2 separate regions of the Homo sapiens genome follow, and region 2 is linked to region 1. Evidence: chromatin loops called from intact Hi-C (ENCODE). Cell type or tissue: OCI-LY7. All regions are shown on one strand. Each heading gives the region's core, and the rest is flanking DNA. Links, peaks and the distances in the headings are about the cores only. Region 1 overlaps MSI2 (musashi RNA binding protein 2). Region 2 overlaps MSI2 (musashi RNA binding protein 2).

Region 1 (9,469 bases), core at 754-8,753:
GTTTTCCTGGTCCTTATTAATGCCGGCTTTCCCTCCGCCATTTAATCTCTGCTTCCATTTCATTCTTAGAGGCCTGTGATTATTCTAATTCAGCATTTGGATGACTTCATTTCCACTCAAGTACACCCAGGTCAACTTGGATAGAAAAGAAAGAGGAGGAGAAGAAAAATAATCAGCTAAAAGCTATTAAATATCAGCCGTGTGCCTCATGATTGGTTTTAAAGGCAGTGGTGAGGTTAGCAACAGTCAGAAACTCAACCCTTTTGCCTCTTCCTGCATATTAACATTTTTTTCTGGGGCTCTCACTAATATGGCTTCGAATGTAAATAAAGTACAGATTGGCAGCCCACTTTTAGCTAATTCACAAATACCAAGTCTGAATATACGGAGCTGTAAAAATTTAGAGGGTGGTAACTTGACAAATCTGGCCGGTCTACAGAGAGACTATTTCTAAGAGGACAAAAGAAGAAAATAAAGAAAGAAAATGGAAGAAAAAGAAAAGCATACAGGACCTGTGTAAGGGGGTATCCTACGGAGGTGGGGGGCGGGTGGGAATCTCCATATCAATGTTCACTCCACCGAACAACAGAGTTCGATTTCAATGCCAAGTCTAAATGAACTGCGCTTTCTCCTCCATAAGAACCACCCCTTGCACCCACTGGCACAAGCTTGAACCATGATTTCTGGTACACTTTCAGTTCCCACTGAACTACATCTAGGGAGAAAAAGGCTTTATTTTCTCCTACTAACAACTCCATTGTTAAGTGACGTCTTCAGAGGGCCCAGGAGGACTCTGGGAAGGTGAGCTGGTGGAAGTACTTCATACCGCCCCCCCGCCCCTACCCACCCAGGGCTCATTAACTCCTTTGTGCCCAAGGGCTCCCCTACCGCTGGCTCTCCTCTCCTTGCCGCAGCAGAAAAAGTAAATACAGCTAAATCATACCAGGAAATGCGGTCAAACAGCAAAGCTGAAGTTTGAGCCTTGTTCTTCTATTCGGCCTTGTTCCTCTACCTACTATGCAAATGCACATGGCATTTGATTAGCACAATCTCAAAGTTTTCCCAGCTTGCTACCCAGAAGGCATCCTAGTTTTCTATTTGTATATTTTAAAACACTGTTAACGAGCAATAATAATGTCTGATGCCTTTGCCTAACAACAGCTGGCTATATTTTATATACTAAGAGGGAAATGGGAAGTTTTCCTAGAAACCCAGTATTTCAGAATCTCCTTTTTGAAGCAAAAATACGAAAATTTAAGAGAAGTAACGTTAGGGTGCTCAATCTTTAGAACTCGACAACCTTACTGGCTTCAGCCGAAATCAGTCTATGGAGGAAAAGTTCACCAGGAAAACACAAAGTTGTTTAGCAGGAGGGTTTACCTGCAAAGCCCCAGGATCATATTACTCATGGGTAAGGTTTGTTTGCCTCTGCCACCTGGCCTAGAAGGTGGAGGAGGCAGAGGAAGCAGGATTCTCCTGTCTACTCGCTGTGCTGTTTCCCACTGAGCAGCTTGGCCAGGGGTCAGGGGGCAAATAAAGTCCCCTCCCCTTATGACACACTTCCAGAGGGAGATGCTGACACAAACCAGGCAGAAGATTAATAAAACATGGGGACAGTGTTGGCTTTGTTCTGGGCTATTAGAGGAAGAAAATTTAAACACAAAAGTAGCCTTCAGCCAGGGAAGAGCGTGCGCATGGTCCTTCCTGGTCCAGCCTACAATTGTCGTTGAAGAAGGTCTGAAGGGCAACACCCAGGCTCTCCAGAAAAAGGTGGAGCAGAGGACAGGGTGAGGCCCGGGAGGCTGACCACTCCCCGGGCAACCCACCTACATGAACCACTTCAGAGGACAAAGCCTCACGGGAGCTCAGATGTCCACAAAGGACACACAAGACTTTTGTTTTCCAAGCCTCCTCTGAGAGAACCACACTGCACAGAGCTCTGTTTATCTACGACACACATTTAAAGCAAGAAAACACTACCTGAGGATCACAGTCCACTCTCAGGCTTATTTATCTTCTCACAGATCTCATGCCTTTTAAATTTCAAAGGGCTTTATGAGACTTTTATTCCAGGTATGACTCTCCTCACACATACAGTATCAAAAGGGGTGTCTGAGTGGGGGCCATGAATGCAGCTTCGCACCTGCACAGAAAACCCCGGAGCTGGGAGATCGCAGGCACCCAGCGCTTCCTCGGGCCTCACTCACCCACAATCGCCCACGCTGGCCGGATAAACGGGAAGGTCTCATTACATTAAAAAAAACAATTCACTCTTGTTTTCTTTTTTTCTTCCCCTAAAAAGCTTTCACACACCATTCTCCAGAGCTCAAGTTAACTTTTATGGGCCCCCACACAACCCCAATCCGACACAAAGGGCTCCAAGGACCCTTTCACCTGGTTTCCACAGCGATCTCCCACTTTGACGAGACCTCAAGAGCTGTAACTTTCCACGCCGGTTCCTGGAAGGCCTTTTCTTCCCGGCCACCACAGTGAGGGGCTGGCACAGGAAGGGGTTAAAGCCCTCATGTCAAACCACAAACTCAGGCACTGGCCCAGAAGGGACATGGGAACCAGAGCAGCCCGTGATAAAGGCCGGATTGTAGCAGCCCACTGAATTGGAAATGACTTGTAGGCCTAATGAAACAGAACTTTGGCAGTAACACAGAATGAAAGGAATGAGACAATAAAAGGCAGGAACAAAGGGTGCAGAGTCGTTTCAGCTTAGCAAAATAAGCTCACTTTGTTGTTGGGGAAAGCCAAAGCCGATTAGGATAAACCAATGACTAAGCATAAGTCTTCCAAACTAATTACACAGTTCACCATGTGAAGTATAATTGGAAGCCTCCAAATGCGGGCTGCTTTGCTTTCACAGGAGTTCTAGAAAGCGAGAATTACCTAGCGAGCTCGGCACTGAGCTGCCCTATCATTCCCGGGAACAGCTGAAAGGTGCGGAACGGCTCCATCCGGGACGAAGCGGAGAATTCATTAAGTTTAAAGGCCTCTTTTTGATCTCCAAAATCCTATAAGTGAGAATTTAAGAAACCGGTACTTGAAGGAGGGGCCTGAAGGGGAGAAGGAGGAAGCCCGTGTGTGTGGAGTTTCTTTGATCCAGTGCATTTTAATTACCAGGCTGGGCTCTTCCGGGTGGCTCTGCCGGGAGAACAGTGCAGAACAGGCCGCCTCGTCGCCAGGGTCTACACGGGCATATCTGGAGCATCATTTACCTGCCATTTTTTGGAATGGCCTATATACATCATTCCTGTGTGTATGGAATCAGGAACACAGATAACGTCCACTAAGAAACCCAGGGCAGTAAAACAAATTACTGTATATCAACGTTTTTGACAAATGAACAAAACCTGCTCCTTCTGAGAAAGATGCTGCTTGGTGGTAAAGTGGGAGGTGGGGCTTTATAAAAGTAAAAAGAGGCGAAGGGTAGGTTGTGCACAAACAAGTGACTATCCAGGCTCTCCTCAGCATGGGCTGAGTGATCTTGGAGAACTTCCTCACCTTTCTCAACATCAGCCTCACCACCTACATAATAGATCTGCCAACCATCTCACTTGACACCCTTGAGAAGCACATTGTAAAATGCATTAGAAAGCTTAGCACCAGTAACTCCAATTCAGAAACAGCGCACAGTAAAAGGATCTTCATAGTAAAACCTGGACCTCAAAAATTCCGAGTGTCATTAATTACATCTAGCTGGTGAAATAGGGAGATGGAAATACTATAACAGTTTTTCTGGCTCTTACTCATAGGATGAAGTTCCAGTTTATAAATAGTGGCTTTTTCCAAATAAAGAATCCCTTCACTGTCCCTGCGTCATGAAGTCCCAAAATAAACTCTAACATGGTTTAGACTGCTGATTATATACCATGCTTATTACTACTGACAACGTATTATTTTGGTTATAGCCTATAGATACCTTAGATTATAATCTATCCATCCTATTAATGTTTGAATACTTTCTACATTACTGACTTTTCAAGCTTAAAACTAACCTCAGGAATAATTCAGTCCAGGGGTCAGCAAACTATGGTCCACAGACCAAATCTGGTTCATCACCTGTTTTTGTAAATAAAGTTTTATTGGCACACAACTACATGCATCTGTTTACCTGCTGGTGATGGCTGCTTTCATCCTACAAGAGCAGAAGTGAGTAGCTGCAACAAGGACTACATGGATTGCAAAGCTGCAAATATTTAATATCTGGCCCTTTTTAAGTTTTCCAACCCCTTCCCTGAGAAGAGAAGCCGAGGCCAGCAAAGGAACAACCCATCAGGCTGTCCCAGGGAGGTCAGTCCACTGTTAGGCCCAGCATGAAGCCCTGGAGTATCTGCTGCCTTACCCTTCTCCAAGGACAGACAACCCCGGAACAGCTACCCAGGGGTGGGAATGCCATCTTCACCCCTGGGTAGCTCATGGTGACGTGTGGATTCTGCCAACCTGTTAGCTGTTAACCTCAGTTGGCAGAGTCCTTATGCCAGTGGCCACGCTTCGTGACCTGATCTTAAATATAAACAAGTAACAACATCTCTAACCTTGGGGAGAGGGGGTGTGTTTTCTGGGAGGAAGGTGGAAGAAAAACACAAAAGGGTTTACAAGCCTCCAATTTAAGTTATTTAAAGCTCCCGGTGTGTCACTCTGTACCCACTCCACTTACAGTAATGACATATTTAAACTCCCTTAGCTCAGCCCCTTGATAGCAGTCTTACCCATCTTGATTGCCACCTGAAATAAACAGTTGGAGAAGCTGCCACCTCGGGCAGGATGGGATGAGGGAGAGGAGAGAGGAATGACGGCAAGGAGACCTAAAAAGAGAGTGGTACACCTTGCATGGAAGCTGTGAAAGGAAAGTTCTAGACTTGGAGGAAAAGGAAGTAGGGTATGAATTCTGGCTCTTACACTGTCTTACCTGGGTGACCTCTGCTGACACTCAGCCTCCCTGGCCCTGACTGTCTACCTTCGCCAAATAGACTGGAGGATACCAATATCTGCTGCACAGGTAAAATGAGGTGATGAATGTCCAGGTCCCCAGCACTCCGGGGCACACTGAAGGGCACAATATCTTCCTGTCCTTTGCATCTTGCCCATCGTCAGTCCATCTTGGGGACTGATCAGCAGTTGGCACAGGGTGCAGAGTTCAGATGCTGTTATCAGACAAGCCTGGAGGGGGAGTCCACACCCAGCTCTACCTCCTGGAGAGCTGTGACCTTGAGTCCAAGAGACAATCCCATCAAGACCCCACTTAACAGTCTACAACATGGAGAATACCACTACCAGCCCCCCAGAGAAAAATTAAATGAGATAATGTGAGTAAATGGCCTGGCCTAGTATCCCACACTTTGCACTCGCATACACCTCATTAAATTGCAGTTGGTTAAAGAGAGTCAAAAACAATTTCATACAGTTAGAAATGTGTGTGCACAGGGGGTGTACACATGTGTGTGAATATACTTCATGCAAGTGTGTGTGTGTGTGTGTGTGTGTGTGTGTGCACATTCATTCTGTTTCCTTCAACCAGAGTATAAAGTACCGAAGGGGAGAGGCAGTCTGTCAATTTACCTGTTACCTCCTTTCACAACCACTGGATTTAATCATTGTAGTGCTCCCAAGGCCCAGCAGCAGAGTCTCCCTGACTTTGATCATTCTGGATTCAAATAAGTTATGCCAGAATCCTGAGAGGTGGTGAGTCCTGCCCAAGGGGACACACACAGTAACACAAGCCACCAGCCAAATGAGAAATAAGCCATTCTGCAGACAGACACAAATAATGCACAGAACCTATGTATGAAAAAAAAGCTACTAAAATATGAGCATTGAAGAGCATTATGGCTTTGATACATTCAAAAGCCTCTTTGGTCTTTTAATAAAACACTTGATAAGTCTGCACATCCTGCCAGAGTCCACAAACATTACTGCAAAATTAACTGGGCAGCTTCAGACCCAGCGAGTGCCATGCCAGGGAAGATGGTTTGTGACTGCTTCTCAGACAAAAGGACAACTGTTCTAAGGGCAGCAATGGTGGCCACTGTGGGCATGGCCAAAGCTTGCAGTGTGTCTTACTGGAGGCATACTGGGTCACAATGATAAGTGTTAATGAAAAACAACAGAGAGAGAAACAGAAATACAGAAAGGAAGAAAGAGAGAGAGAGAGACAGAAAGAAACCAAGGGTTGGGGACGTGCAGAGATGTGCTATGTGTTGGCAAGTAGAAGCCTGTCTGGAATACTCTAAAAGCCCATCTGGGCAGCACCGACTTTTCTGACACAAATAGGCCCATGAGATTCCAAGGCAGGTTATGGCTCGAAAAAGAAATCCCACTTCATGTTTGCAAACACTACCCCTGGACTTGTTTTAAAAGCAGAAAGATAGCAAAGAGGGCTCACCCTCCAGAGCTTTCCATTATGCAAGCCGGACCTGTCTCATTTAATTATTTCCAATCCCTCTCCCTAGGCAGGGTGGGGCTGGGTGATGGACAAATCCCCCTTACTGCTTTACATCAGTCTGGAAGAGAGAAGTGCTATAACGTACACAGTCATCAACACACTTGGCTATTCTTTAGACCCAGCCAGAATGAATCCATCCCCAGCTGACAATACCAGAAAGGGCCATGGGGGAGGCCTTTTCAAAACCAACCTGGAAGGGCAGCTCAGAGCCACTCAGAATGCAAGGCTGGGCTGGAGGAGGCTGGCTTCTCTTTGTTGCACGGTCTCCTATCCAGGCAGAAATTAATACCAGAGACAAGAACATCTCCATTTTGAGGCTGAATAAAGGTCATGGCCCTCATCCCAGACAGTAGTTCACAAACAGACACACCTGGGGACAGGGTCATAGCTGCCTATCACCCTGGGCAAACCAACAGCACAGAACCTTCAGCCTGGCCAGTGGGTGGCTGTGCCTTTGTACCCATGGCAAGCACGACACCCATCGTGGGAGGAAACAAGTGATGGAGCTTAGCACGGGCACTGTGTCTTCTCAGGACGCCTCAGCAGCTCTCTCCCATGTCAGCCCTTCAGCAGGGAAGACCCAAACCTGTCAGGAGGAGACTGTCCCAGACCTGGGCTCCCACGCGATGTCCACAATTACTCAAAGATGCAGGACGCAGCCTCCTTGAACCTGCCATTTCCACAGGGGCCAGAGGAGGGTGGTATACACAAAAGCCAACAAGGGTCAGCCCTCCTAAGGCAACAGGGCCATCTGAGGAATGTGTCATCCTCAGCAAGAACCCACTCTCAAGGCACCATCTCCCTTCACCCACTAGAAAGAGGCCGAATTAAACACCTCACCCACGGTGACATGTCCTATCAGTCGGTCTGACTCTCTATCATACACACACCTTCTCACACTCTGTTTCCTGGCTGCTGTGGGGCTCTTGGGTTGGTCCCAGCCTGTTCCAGAAGCAGAGCCCAGGGGGTAATTTTACTGCTGTCTCACAGACATTCAGGTCAGAGAATGCTGACAGGTACAGGCCTCGCATGGTTTCCGAGTCTCCTTGGGCATTTGACAGGGGAGGGTTCAGCTGCAAAGGGCCCCAGGGAGACTCAGCTCTCAATGCATTTTCCAAACAGGCACAGAAGGGAGAAGCCCAGCACCAACCTGCAGGCCTCTAGCAGCTTCCATGGGAGCTCCTGCCCTGCGAGTCACAGCCCCACATCCCTCCCCAGCTGCCGTCACCACCAGCTCCCAGCCCAGGCCCCGTGTGGCCAGCAAATGCCCGCAAAACTGCACTAAAAGGCCACTCTGTCTGCTCCTGCCAGCACGTGGGACATCACACCAAATGCAAGCCAGACTCTTCCATCTCAGCTTCTGCTGAATTTCACTTAAATCATGATGGCCAGGTTCAAGGACAAGGTTCTTGAGGACACAGCTGTAGCAGGGGCGGGGGCCACGGTAGCCTCTTCTTAGGACTGATGAGGCTACTTCTGGCATGTGCCATCCAACCCCATCCAGCGCTTACCTTGCCAAACTGCTCGAAATATTGCTTTACATCTTCCACTACTGTGTTCGCAGATAACCCGCCTACAAATATTTTCTTTGTTCTTGTGACCATCTGCAAGAAATGACAAGAGAAAGGCATGGGTTAACCAGGTTATCTAAAGCAGGGCTCAAGAGGCTGCTGAAACAATCTGCTCTCCACATTTCTCTAGGAAGGCAATTTTAGATATATTCAAGCTGCATGGCGCGGGCGTTTAGATGTCTAAGGATGCTAGAGACAGTCACTCTGCATATCTCAGGCATTCAGATGGCAACCTAAAAGCTTGAGTTTCATACAGACACAGAGACTTCAGAACCTCATTAGCCACAACACGCAACTTCATTCTGATGGACTAGCAAAAAGAGAAAAATCACATGTCAAGCTATTTTAAAGCTAAGAGACGTGAACAAAACAGACCCAAATGCATAAAAACTGCTGCCCAGAAACCATCCACAAAACCTGTCAATAAGAAATGCACACGATTCAAAAGTACGCACAGGCTGTCTACGCTGAGCTGTTTGTGCTTGGTGCTGGTATACGTCTGCAAGCAACACAGACGCTGACCTCGCACCTGGAGACCACCCTGCAAGCTTTGTCCAGGATTCCTCCTCCTGATTTCCTGTGATTCATCTTGATTCACCCTGCACCCAGTCAAGCCCAGCTAATCCCCAGATCCCTACACTTTCGTTCCTGCAGGTCCTTCTCCTTGGGGTGCCTCTCCACTCCTGAACCTAACTACGGCAAGTTGTAACCTTCCTCCAGGATCCAGCACCTTTCTCCAAAATTCAAAATAGTTATTTATCAATCCAGCCAGGAGTTAGTCCACCCTTTTCTGAAACCCCCTAACAGTGTCTCCATATCCCTGTCTTAACACTCACTGCTCTCCACCTTGTGTGAAGTTACTTCCTCCTCCAGACAATAAGCTCTTGACTCCTCTACAAATCCTCCACCAGGCCAGGCACAGCGTCAGGCACATAGAAACCAACACTGAATGTTTTGTAGATGTACGTGTGAAAAAATGTGGCCACATTTCCAAATCCTACCAGCTCCAAAGCCAAAGGAGTAGGAAGCTCAATGACATTAACTGCTCAGAGTGGAGACCAAAATCTTACATGTAGGAGCCAAAAATCAAGAAAAATTTCTTTCTAAAGACTGAGTTTAGGCTATGTGCCATTTTAGTTTTACTGTCACAATAAAAAAAAAAAAGGAGAATGACATTAACTGTTCAGAGTGGGAACCAAAATCTTACACGTAGGAGCCAAAATCAAGAAAATAAATTTCGTTCTAAAGACTGAGTTTAGGCTATGTGCCATTTTAGTTTTACTGTCACAATACAAAATTGTAGAATTTGATGGGTGAGGGTCTGACCAGTTTGTTGGCATATAATCAACACACAATGTCATCTGTTTCTACTGCAACTCGATGTGATGTAGGATGCTGAAGCATAGGAGCCATGGCTGCCCGGGTCAGTCATCACAGAGGCTCCCGG
Region 2 (9,469 bases), core at 432-8,431, 120 kb after region 1:
CAGGGTGCACCGGGCTGCCGGGCAGCACTCCTGCAGCAGAGGGAAGCCAAATCACTGGAAGCCGAAGTAGCATCACTGAGTGTTTCACGGCCTCCTCCTTCTCACCAAGGGAGCTGTGATGGATTTTATGGCACACAAGTGACTTTTTTACAAGCACAGCAGCAACCTCCAACTTTCATCTGATAATTTACCTTTAATCAGGGCCTAGAAAAATCCCTGGCCAACCAATCCCACCAGACAGCTCCTTCCAGGCTCGTCTTACAGACGACAGAGAGAAATAAAAGGGAAGAGAGGACGGCAGAGTCCTGGCAAGCAAAACTTTTTTTTTTTAATGAATTCATTTCAAATAAAAATCCATTCAGTGCATGCAGAAAAGCCAGTCCCTCTGAGTGACAAATTTGTGTGTGCCAGGGATGAGAGAGCAAATCAAACTCGTGGAGCTTGCAACCAAACTCCTAGAGGCCCAAACACAGGACTGCCAAGAGCCCAGGAGTGCAGAGTCATTCTGCTAAAAGAAGTTCCCACTCCAAAAAGCTCTATAGAGATGCTGGCCTGGGTGGAAACGTCCCCTCTCCCTGCCCTTTCACTTAACCAAAAGGGAAGACCAGCAGGAGCCGTGGAAATCAAACCCAGGGCATGTGGCTAGCCACCTGCGGGAGGCTGGGGCCTGGACCAGGTGATCTCTCCAGGCACTTTCCTGCTCTTGAATTTCATGAATATTTCATTGTCCAGGTTCCAATCCATGCAGAACAGAACCTCAGAAAACATACAAATATTTCCCCTTCTTATAGAGAAGTGACCTATAGTGCTAGACCAATGACTCTCATCTAAGGGTGACTGTGTCCCCCAGGAGACACGTGGCAATTGCTAGCTGTCACAACCAGGGAGGGATTGCTACTGGCATCTAGTGGGTAGAGGCCGGGGATGCCGCTAAACATCCTACTACAGATACAATGCACTCCAATGCACCCCCACTTCCCCAACCTCCACCCTTGCAACAAAGAATAATCTGGCTCAAAATGTCAACAGTGCCAAAGTTGTGGACCCCTGGCCTAGAGCACAGAAGGTAATCAAACGCTCACACTCCCAGCCTTCCCACAGCCTCCGTTCCCTGTAACACCACTCACTCCCAGCACCTCTCTAAATCAAGCAGGAATTAGAAACCAAACTGCACCATCTATCATCTAGACACTGGGATCCACCCTCAGCTGAGAGCCAAGGGTCTGTGCTGATTACAGCCAACCTCCCTCAGTCTCCGGTGCACGCTGCTCTCAGGCAGAGGCCAGAGAAAAGGATGATGACCCAGGAGAAGCTGGGACTCTGTGAGGCTAACTCTCAGTTTAGCAAACACCAGGAAGGTTAGGGGGAAGATTCTGTAGAGAAAGTCAGAAGGGTACAACTAACCTTTCAGGGCCTGGAAGGCTAAACAGCACACTCGGGCCTCTCGGTCCAAAGCAGTAAAATCAATGGTGTAGGGTTCGGTAACTGCACGACCTCCTCCCTGTCCCAGCGACAACAGCTGGGTCCAGGCTGGCTGCATAATCAACACTGACTAAGCACCTAACAGATGCCAGGAATTGTGCTACGTGCTCTACAGAAAGTTCTGTCTGTTCCCAGAGCTGCCACACAAGTCTTATTATCCCCATTTTACAGATGACACACATCAGGCTCAGAGAGGTTATGTCACTTGGCCAGGTCACATAGCCAGGATTCAATCCCAGAACTGTCTCCAAAGAACAGGCCTATCTACCATACCACATTGCCTCTCTTCTCCCAAACATCCCACCCCAGACAGAGGGATGGAGGAATAAAGGAGGAGGAGGAGGCTCAGAATCCTCCTGGAGCTCCTCCTGCTCCTCCTGGTGCCGCCCTGGCCTGCTCTCCCACACTCCCCACTACTGCTGTCTCCAGGGGCTCATCTGACCACATCTGTTTCGTCTATAGGGTCTCTCTGGGAAGATGGCCCAGTGCATTCCTTGCACTCCTTACGCACAATGGCATTGCCAGCACAGGACTCTGATTTCATTCATAACCGGCCGAAACAGACATCCTGCTCCGCTCTAGGCAGGGGCTGCCATGGAATCCATTTGACTGCCAGGCCGGCCAGGTGTGCAGTTTGCGAAGGTTTCAACCAGGCAGGGAAAGGGCTTTCCAATGCCCCACGTAGGAGCCGAAAGGCAGAGAAGCACCACAGGCCTCTTCCCTGGGCTAAAGTCCCAGTACCCAAAGCAAACCAGAGGACCAAACACCTAACACAAACCAACAACCACAGGAAAGCAGCAGCGGCCAACCAAGCCCAGGAGAGTCAACATGCAAGACTCCGCGACTGAGCAACAAGTTAGGATGGTAAGCCCCGGCAGTCCTCCACCCGCAGACAGCCCCTCACACACACTATTCTGTCCCCCACAGGACCCCTTCCTTGAGGCTGGCCGAGAGGGACCCATGGAAGGGGTGCTAGGCCAGCAAATTATATGGCACCCAAACTCAGGCCCAGCAGGGCTTCCAAGACACACAGGACAGCCTCGCCAGGCTGGGTGTTCACTGAGGGAAGCAGTTTCACACTTCCTTTCCTTGGGCCTGCACTAATTTCCCACACTCACATTGCAAGGAGGCATTCTTGGGCTCACGGGGCCCTCAGAAAGGGTCCTATTATAAAGGTTCAGCAAATTAAAAAAAAAAAAAAACAACTTTTTGAGACCACTTATTTGTAGGGTACTATAGAGATGATAAATATGGAGCAAAAGGGGCTGCTTTTTTTCTTTCTTTTTAAATTTCCAATGAAGAAATGTGGCTTCAAAACTCTCTGCGGCGCGAGCCAGTTGCCTCCAGGCCAGCCTCTCCCTAGGCCTTGCTTTGTTTCTGGGCATCACACTCTGACCTGCAGGACCCGCACTTGGCAATCAGCTTAAACCTACCTCGGCATTTTAATGAGCCAGACTGCCATCTCCTCCCACACTGCCCGCTCTCTCCTGGAAGAACACACCTTTCCTAATTCTGTTTGTTCACCAGAAAAATAAATAAATAATAATAAGCGGGGGAGGGGGTGTGGGTTTACTGGAAGGTCATTTTGCCTTAGGAAAGGAACAAATTAAGTCGAGGCTCACAGTGAGCCGGGAAATACATTCTCCATCAGACAAGCGACCTTGGGGCCTTCGGTTTTAGGCGGGAAAGGTCACTGGTAAGGCAGCCCCTTGTTTATGGAGCCCGGATACCAATGACGTGGTCACCTCCGAGAAGCACAATTACCAACAGGGGCACGCCAAACTCTTTTATTGGTTACCTCTTAAACACTCCAGAAATCTGTCCAAGTCCTTGCAGAATAGCAGAAAACAAAAGTGCTCTCAGCAGGAGGGGGAAGCCAGGACTCGATGATGAGCAATTAGTGAATCAATGACTCTCAGAGACACTGATTTAGACCAGCAGTTCTTATTAGCGACCGTCGAGGAAAATGCAGGGACACACAAAGCTTCCAGGAGAGACTAAAGCTTTAAAAACATTTTTTTAAAAATCACCACAAACTGCCTTCAGAGCTTCCCCCTAAAACACTTAAAATGTGTGCTCAGTCTGAGGAAAAAAAAAAAAAGACTATTTGTTGTTTCCTTAATGTCAAAAAAACAAGTGAAACTACAACCACTAGTTCTGTCGCCCCACATGAAAATTATTCTCTCAAAATCCCAAAAATGAGATAAGGAATTAGGTATTAGACAAAAGAAAGAAAGAAAAAATAAAGAAGAAAGAAGGAAGGGAGGGAAAGACAGAAAGAGGCTGGCTAGCTAATATGAACAGCATGAACTTTTTCTTACCCTCATCAGATTGCAGGAATATAAAACAGATTGGTCTCCACTCCCACTCCATCCATGTTGAATAAAAAGATACTGATTCACGTGATAAGACGTATTCTTTAGTACTTTCTTAATATAACCCCTCATCATCTAAACACCTGTTCGGAAAATCAGAACTACACAACAGAAAGTGAGTGGTAGGAGGCTTGGCTAACTGACGGGCAAGGAGAAAAGAAAACATTTCTAAAAATATAATGATGCTTGCTAAGAAAATAGAGTTCCATGTACACAGAAATTCTCAGGAATACCTACTTGGGGAGACGTTCCTGTAACTGTTTTTAAACATTCAGTTCCATCCCACAGAATTCAAAACACCTACTAAGAACACAGAAGCTTCCCAGGCATGACTGTGGGGGCCGGAACCTTCCACAAACTTTATTTGAAGGCTGCTAATAACATGCAGCTGGGCATACTTTCCCCACACCCCAGCCTCTCCTGAAAAGTGCGCCCTCCCACCACCACCTTCCTTTCTTTCTGATTTTGTGAATACCAGCGAACGCTGAGACAATGCGGTTCACCGTGAAAATGGAAAACCGCAAGTTGGCCTCCTCAGCAGCAGCCAGCCCCCAGCCAAGGGCCCTCTGCAAACTTCCCCTTTATTTGTTCCTTGGTTTGGTTTCTGCTGGGTTGCTAATCTATTTGCTCTAAGCTATTGGAAGAAGTCGGCAAAAGAAAACAAAAAGGCTTTCTTCCTAGCAGGGGAAAAATGGGTAACCTTGAACCCAAAGAACCCTCCCTCCCCTGAAACTCCGGCTACTCTGAAAGTTTGTTGCTATCTAACCTTGAAAACAGTATGTGCCTCAGGGTCCCCTCCGCACTGGGCTCTAACAAGGATGTTGACGGTTCCTTATCTAAGGGGAAGGATGCAAACAATTTTTTTTAAGGTGAAAAGAAGAAACTTCTAAGAAACCGACGCCAATCTATGCACAGAAAAACCTCCCCTATCCTCCTACAAGTCTTCCAGAAAGGGGAGGGGTTGAAGAAAGAGAAAATCCAAAAACTGATCACTGCTAAGCTCCATAGTTTCAATAAATTGTTACCAATGTTGTCTTCGAAGGCAAAAAAAAAAAAAAGGTCATTTTAATTCTGGTTGAGGAGGGCATAGGGTAAACCCCTGGCCAACTTGAGCTTCTCCCATCCCCAGCAGATGAGGCTGAGGTTGATCCAGAGGTGACCTGTGCCAACAAGCCCTCCCCCAATGGGGGCAGATGACGCCATGAAGCCCCATGCTTCTCATCTCCATGGTGACCCCAAAAAACAAAATCAACTCTACACTAGGAGACACAAGAGTCCCATCAACTTAGAAACTTTCTTCTTCTCAGTAATAGTCTCCTACAACATTTTAATGAAATACTTTTTTAAAAATTGGGGTCAGAGTGTTTTACGTGGGATTACAGTCAAACCACATCTTCCCATCTCTTCGTACTTATTCACTTAAAAATATATATATGCTGCAGATTTCAAAGTGGGCTGTGACTGCACAGCTGTAGGGAATGAGCTTGTCAAGAGAAAAAACACACAGGCACACCTCTAAAACACATACATAAAGCACACAGATTTATTTTTTGTTTGGAGTGAGAGACACATCAGTTCGAGTTCTAGGCCAGCAGCTGTACTACAAACGTTTCGGGGTGGCGGGTGCGGGGTGGATGGCAGGGGCAGGGGGAACACAGGAGTGAGCCTCAAGGACAGCTGAAATGAGGGCCACCTTCGAAACCCTGCAGCCAGGCGTCACCAGGACTACCATGACCGGGTGGAGGGCCCAGCACAGCCAATCCAACTCTTTCATTAAAGAAGGGAAAAAATTCAACAGGGATGAAAAGAAACCAATACTTGGGCAATGCTCAACTCAGCGGGCCCCTTTTGAGAATTAAAAAGGAAAATAAATCTGGGGCTGTGTCGATCCAGAAAATCAGAGCAATGGGCTTCCCTGTTGAGAGGAGGCCACTTGATTCGCCTGAAGTTGACTATTTGTGTTGGCACTAGATCCCCTTAAAGATTGTTTACAAATACAGAGCAATCAATATTTCCTAACCCAAGGGTCTCCGGGATAGAAACATGGACCTGCTGGGCACAACGTGAGTGCTTCCCATGCGTCCCCACGCACCTGCCACCCTCTGCTCCAAGCCTGGGACACACATTCCCCTGGACCCGGCAGGCCCCACCTGAACCACGCTTCCGGGAGTGCGCGTGCGCGTGTGGTCTTCTGCCTCCTTTAACCTCCTTCACTGGGCTGTTCATCCCAGACTAAGCACCAACTTGGCTGACTCTGGAGCCTAATTTTCTCCTCCCATGCTTTCCTAGGGCCTAAATCGAGTTTTTTTGTTTGTTTGTTTTTTGTTGTGTGTTATCATTTCAGTATTGTTTCTAGTTGGGGGATTTGGAAGAGGCTGTTTCTTTCCTCATCCTCTCTCTTCCTTTCTTTCCTTTATATCTAAACACATTTTCACATGCTCTTTAAGTGGCTTCAGGTTTGGCATCCATCTCAAACACATCTATAATGGATCAGGAGCCCAAAATCTGTTTCCGATTATAACAGACAAATCAAGCCCCCCTGAAGTTGGAGGCGGGGAATGGGGAGAAAAAGTCTTTAATGGGTCAGCGATACAAAGGGACTTCTGGGGTTCTGCCCACAAAGGAAGCACTTCAGCCCCAGGGGCTGACATTACTGACTGACCCTGTGCGGCCTCTGCTTATAAACTTCCCAGCACTCACTCCAGAGACTTTACGGGCCAGATTCCGCCCTTAGTGAAATGGCATTTTCTAGAAGTCCCGGTGAGTTTGAAAGGGAAAAGAAAGGGAGTGGAGAGGAGGCACAGAAGCCCCCTCCTCTTCCAAAAATGGCAAGCCCCCACACAGAGAACACAGCTGCAGGAAGATTAAAAACATTTTATTATTTAAAGAGGTACAGAGGGTTACTGGACATGGGCAATTTAAAATTAAATACAACTCTCGTCACAGCCGTTTGCAGTTAAAGGTGAACATGGTTATTTTAAAAGCAAAATCGCCCTGCCAGAAGGACTGCCGTTCAGCAAGGGGCCCAGATGCCGCCTCAATTATTAAAGTCGTAAGCTGGCCATTCAACTGCCCTGACGGCAAGTCTCTTCTAGAGACAGAGTTCCCTGAAAAAAAAAAAAAGTCTGCCCCCCACCCCCCAACCCCAGCCCAAGCATAAAGTAAACGCTTTAGAGAAAGTGAATAATATCTTGTCACGGAGGTAAAAGACTCAATTATAAAACCTTCAGAAAGATTCTCAAGGAACATCTACCTACGGTGACAGAGACTTACACAAAACCAGAAGACAAGCTAAAATATTTCTCCCCTATCCACCCCTACCTACTCCTACCCCTAACAAAACAGAACAGGGAGAGGAAGCAGGGAAATGGGGGAGAGGCTGCCATAAAAAAATGATCTCGAGACCTGGGCACTTATCTGACATAAAGCAACATCCTCCAATCCTGAAAGATGAGCCTGCCACACACACACTTCTTTATCATCTCAGCAAGAAATATGGCTCAGGAGGCCAGCACTAATTTTAGTATCAGATTTATTATACAGCAGGGGGCAGGAATTCTTCAGGCCTGTGCCTTGTCTCCCAGTGCAGGACTAAACTGCCTTCAGGATGGCTCCTTGGAGGAGCAGCAAGGCTAACAAATAGAAACTTCTGGATTCCTGATATTCAGGAATCCTTGGAAAATACGCAACTGGCCCTCCAAGCTGCTTCCCAGTCCTTTCAAAGCCTCTGTGGGTGCTTCTAAGAGCTCCCCACTCTGAATAAAAGACCACAACACACATCTCACTTGTTTGAAATGAACCCGTCACCCCAAGCAAAGACAGGAAACCCCAAGGTCATAAAGCAAGGGTACACCAACATAGTCTGAAACCAAATCCAGTAGTGACAACTCCTAGTCTCCCCGCTTTGATCTGAAGGGAGATAAAGCTAGGGAAGTCAAAGCAGTGACAAATTTAAAATGTTGACATCCTCAGCCAGCCACTCCAACCTCGCTGCACATAAAGCCCTAAATGGATGGAAGACACATTTTCAGGTTGTTTGATCTCACTCAGGCTTCCCCACCTCCAGTTTCTGGACATCCTTTTGTCTGCTTTTGGCCCTGATTTTTCTCCAAGTTATCCCACGGAGCAGGACTGTCACTGGTAGCCTCGGCAGTTGTCAGTCAACCTGATTGCTTTACTCCAGAAGGCCCTTTTTACACAAAAGGCCTCACTGAGGCAGAACGGGCTCACCTTTGATTTGTTCACCTCTCACATGTAAAAGCAGCTCGTACGCCTCTCCCGAGCATGGCTGCACTCGTGGAAAACTGAAACGCAGTATATTGGGAAACAAGGCTTTTTAAAGCATTCTCTGGAAGGCAAGATCCTAGCTTGGGTTCTGCTCGAAGAAAGAGCTAAACAGAGCGAGCTGGAACAGAATTAGCCCCGAGAACCCAGGGATGGAGGGAGAGTGGCAATACCAATTTGCTGGAAGGGATCTGGAGAGTAAACGAAGAGGAACGTTTGGATTGCAAAGATAGAAACAATTCACTTTGCATCATTTTCAGTCTTTGGAGTTCAGTAGGGAAGTATGATTATCAATCCACCAGAGAGACGGGGAAGAGTGGCCCACATGAGCTCAGAATTGGCTGGTGATGGCGTTGCAGGTAGTAGAGGTGCTGAGAACTGACACTATATCCCTCACGTGATGCTCTCTTTAGAAGATCAGGCTCTCCCTGGCTAACTATGGCCTTCAGCCCTCTAGACAGGAACCTGCTGGACCACAGGGGAGTGGGCCTTGCCATATTCCCATAGGTTGAGCACACACAGACTAGCAAACATCAAACACCAATAAGCCCTCACACACCTGGTATGATATTGCCAACATCACTTCTCGGGGGATAGCAATTATGCCACAATTTCATGTCCCTGACTCACCAGGCCACACACGACAAGACTGCAAGAGCACCTCCTCCTTGGGCCCCTGGCCTGGGCAGAACTCACGGGAGAGCCCCTGGATTGCAGAGTGCTCTTTCCCCAACACCCATCTGACCTGGCCACCCCCACCCTAAAACTCATTAAGTGCTCCCCATGGCCAAAAGCAGTGGTCTCCGAAGTAGGGTTTAGAAGAAAAAGATTAAAATGTTTATGTGTGCTTAGCTTTTTTTCTCATCCTATTTTATTTTTAATGATTTGCCTTATTAGGAGCATGCTATTTTAGTACAGAAGTATATGTATGTCATTTATAAATAAATATGTATACAGTGCAAGCTCAAAAACAAGTTTACCAATAGGGGTCCGTCACTAAGAGTATGCCGATTGCCAGCCAAGGGGTTACACTCAACCCCCTGAGCCAGGCACACCTGCCCTGCCTGTCCCCTGCATGGGCCAACACTCTCAATCTCACGGAGGTGGGGGTTGGGGGCTCTGCTCACATCAATGAGAAGTCAAATTTGCCTCTCACCTTTAACACTTGCTACTCCTCAACTAACCAAACCACCAAGCTGCTGCTCCAATTCTCAGATGCATCTCAAATCCATCCACTGGTCTCCATCACTACCTCCAAGAACTCAGCTAAGCAGCCATCCTTCCTCAAGTGGATCACCACAACAACTTACTCACTGATTCCCCCACAG

Evidence for each region. Hi-C counts contacts between places; a loop is a spot of excess contacts. Peaks named below come from ENCODE experiments on the same cell type or tissue, not always from the same donor. Only the 100,000 strongest peaks of a DNase experiment are listed, where the experiment ranks them.
Region 2: it touches region 1 in a loop (2.6-fold over the local background); 4 of 110 quality-filtered maps call a loop at or near these places.

What each region holds. Positions count from the first base shown.
Region 1 is chr17:57,399,965-57,409,433 of GRCh38, reverse strand. It overlaps MSI2 (musashi RNA binding protein 2), which reads right to left. Exons shown (of 14, transcript NM_138962.4): 6 at 7,963-8,055. Among named protein-coding and RNA genes, the nearest start is that of MSI2, 150 kb to the right of the region's middle. RefSeq lists an enhancer at 7,660-8,170. In OCI-LY7, for the core only: CTCF peaks have their summits at 4,990, 5,189 and 7,150 (motif pointing right); DNase peaks (open chromatin) are centred at 923, 5,173 and 7,163; H3K4me3 peaks cover 518 bases; H3K27ac peaks cover 1,380 bases.
Region 2 is chr17:57,280,347-57,289,815 of GRCh38, reverse strand. The region is part of intron 5 of MSI2 (musashi RNA binding protein 2); the gene reads right to left. Among named protein-coding and RNA genes, the nearest start is that of MSI2, 29 kb to the right of the region's middle. RefSeq lists a silencer at 1,007-1,182 and an enhancer at 4,709-4,978. In OCI-LY7, for the core only: a CTCF peak has its summit at 4,275; DNase peaks (open chromatin) are centred at 3,935 and 4,395; H3K4me3 peaks cover 1,879 bases; H3K27ac peaks cover 2,292 bases.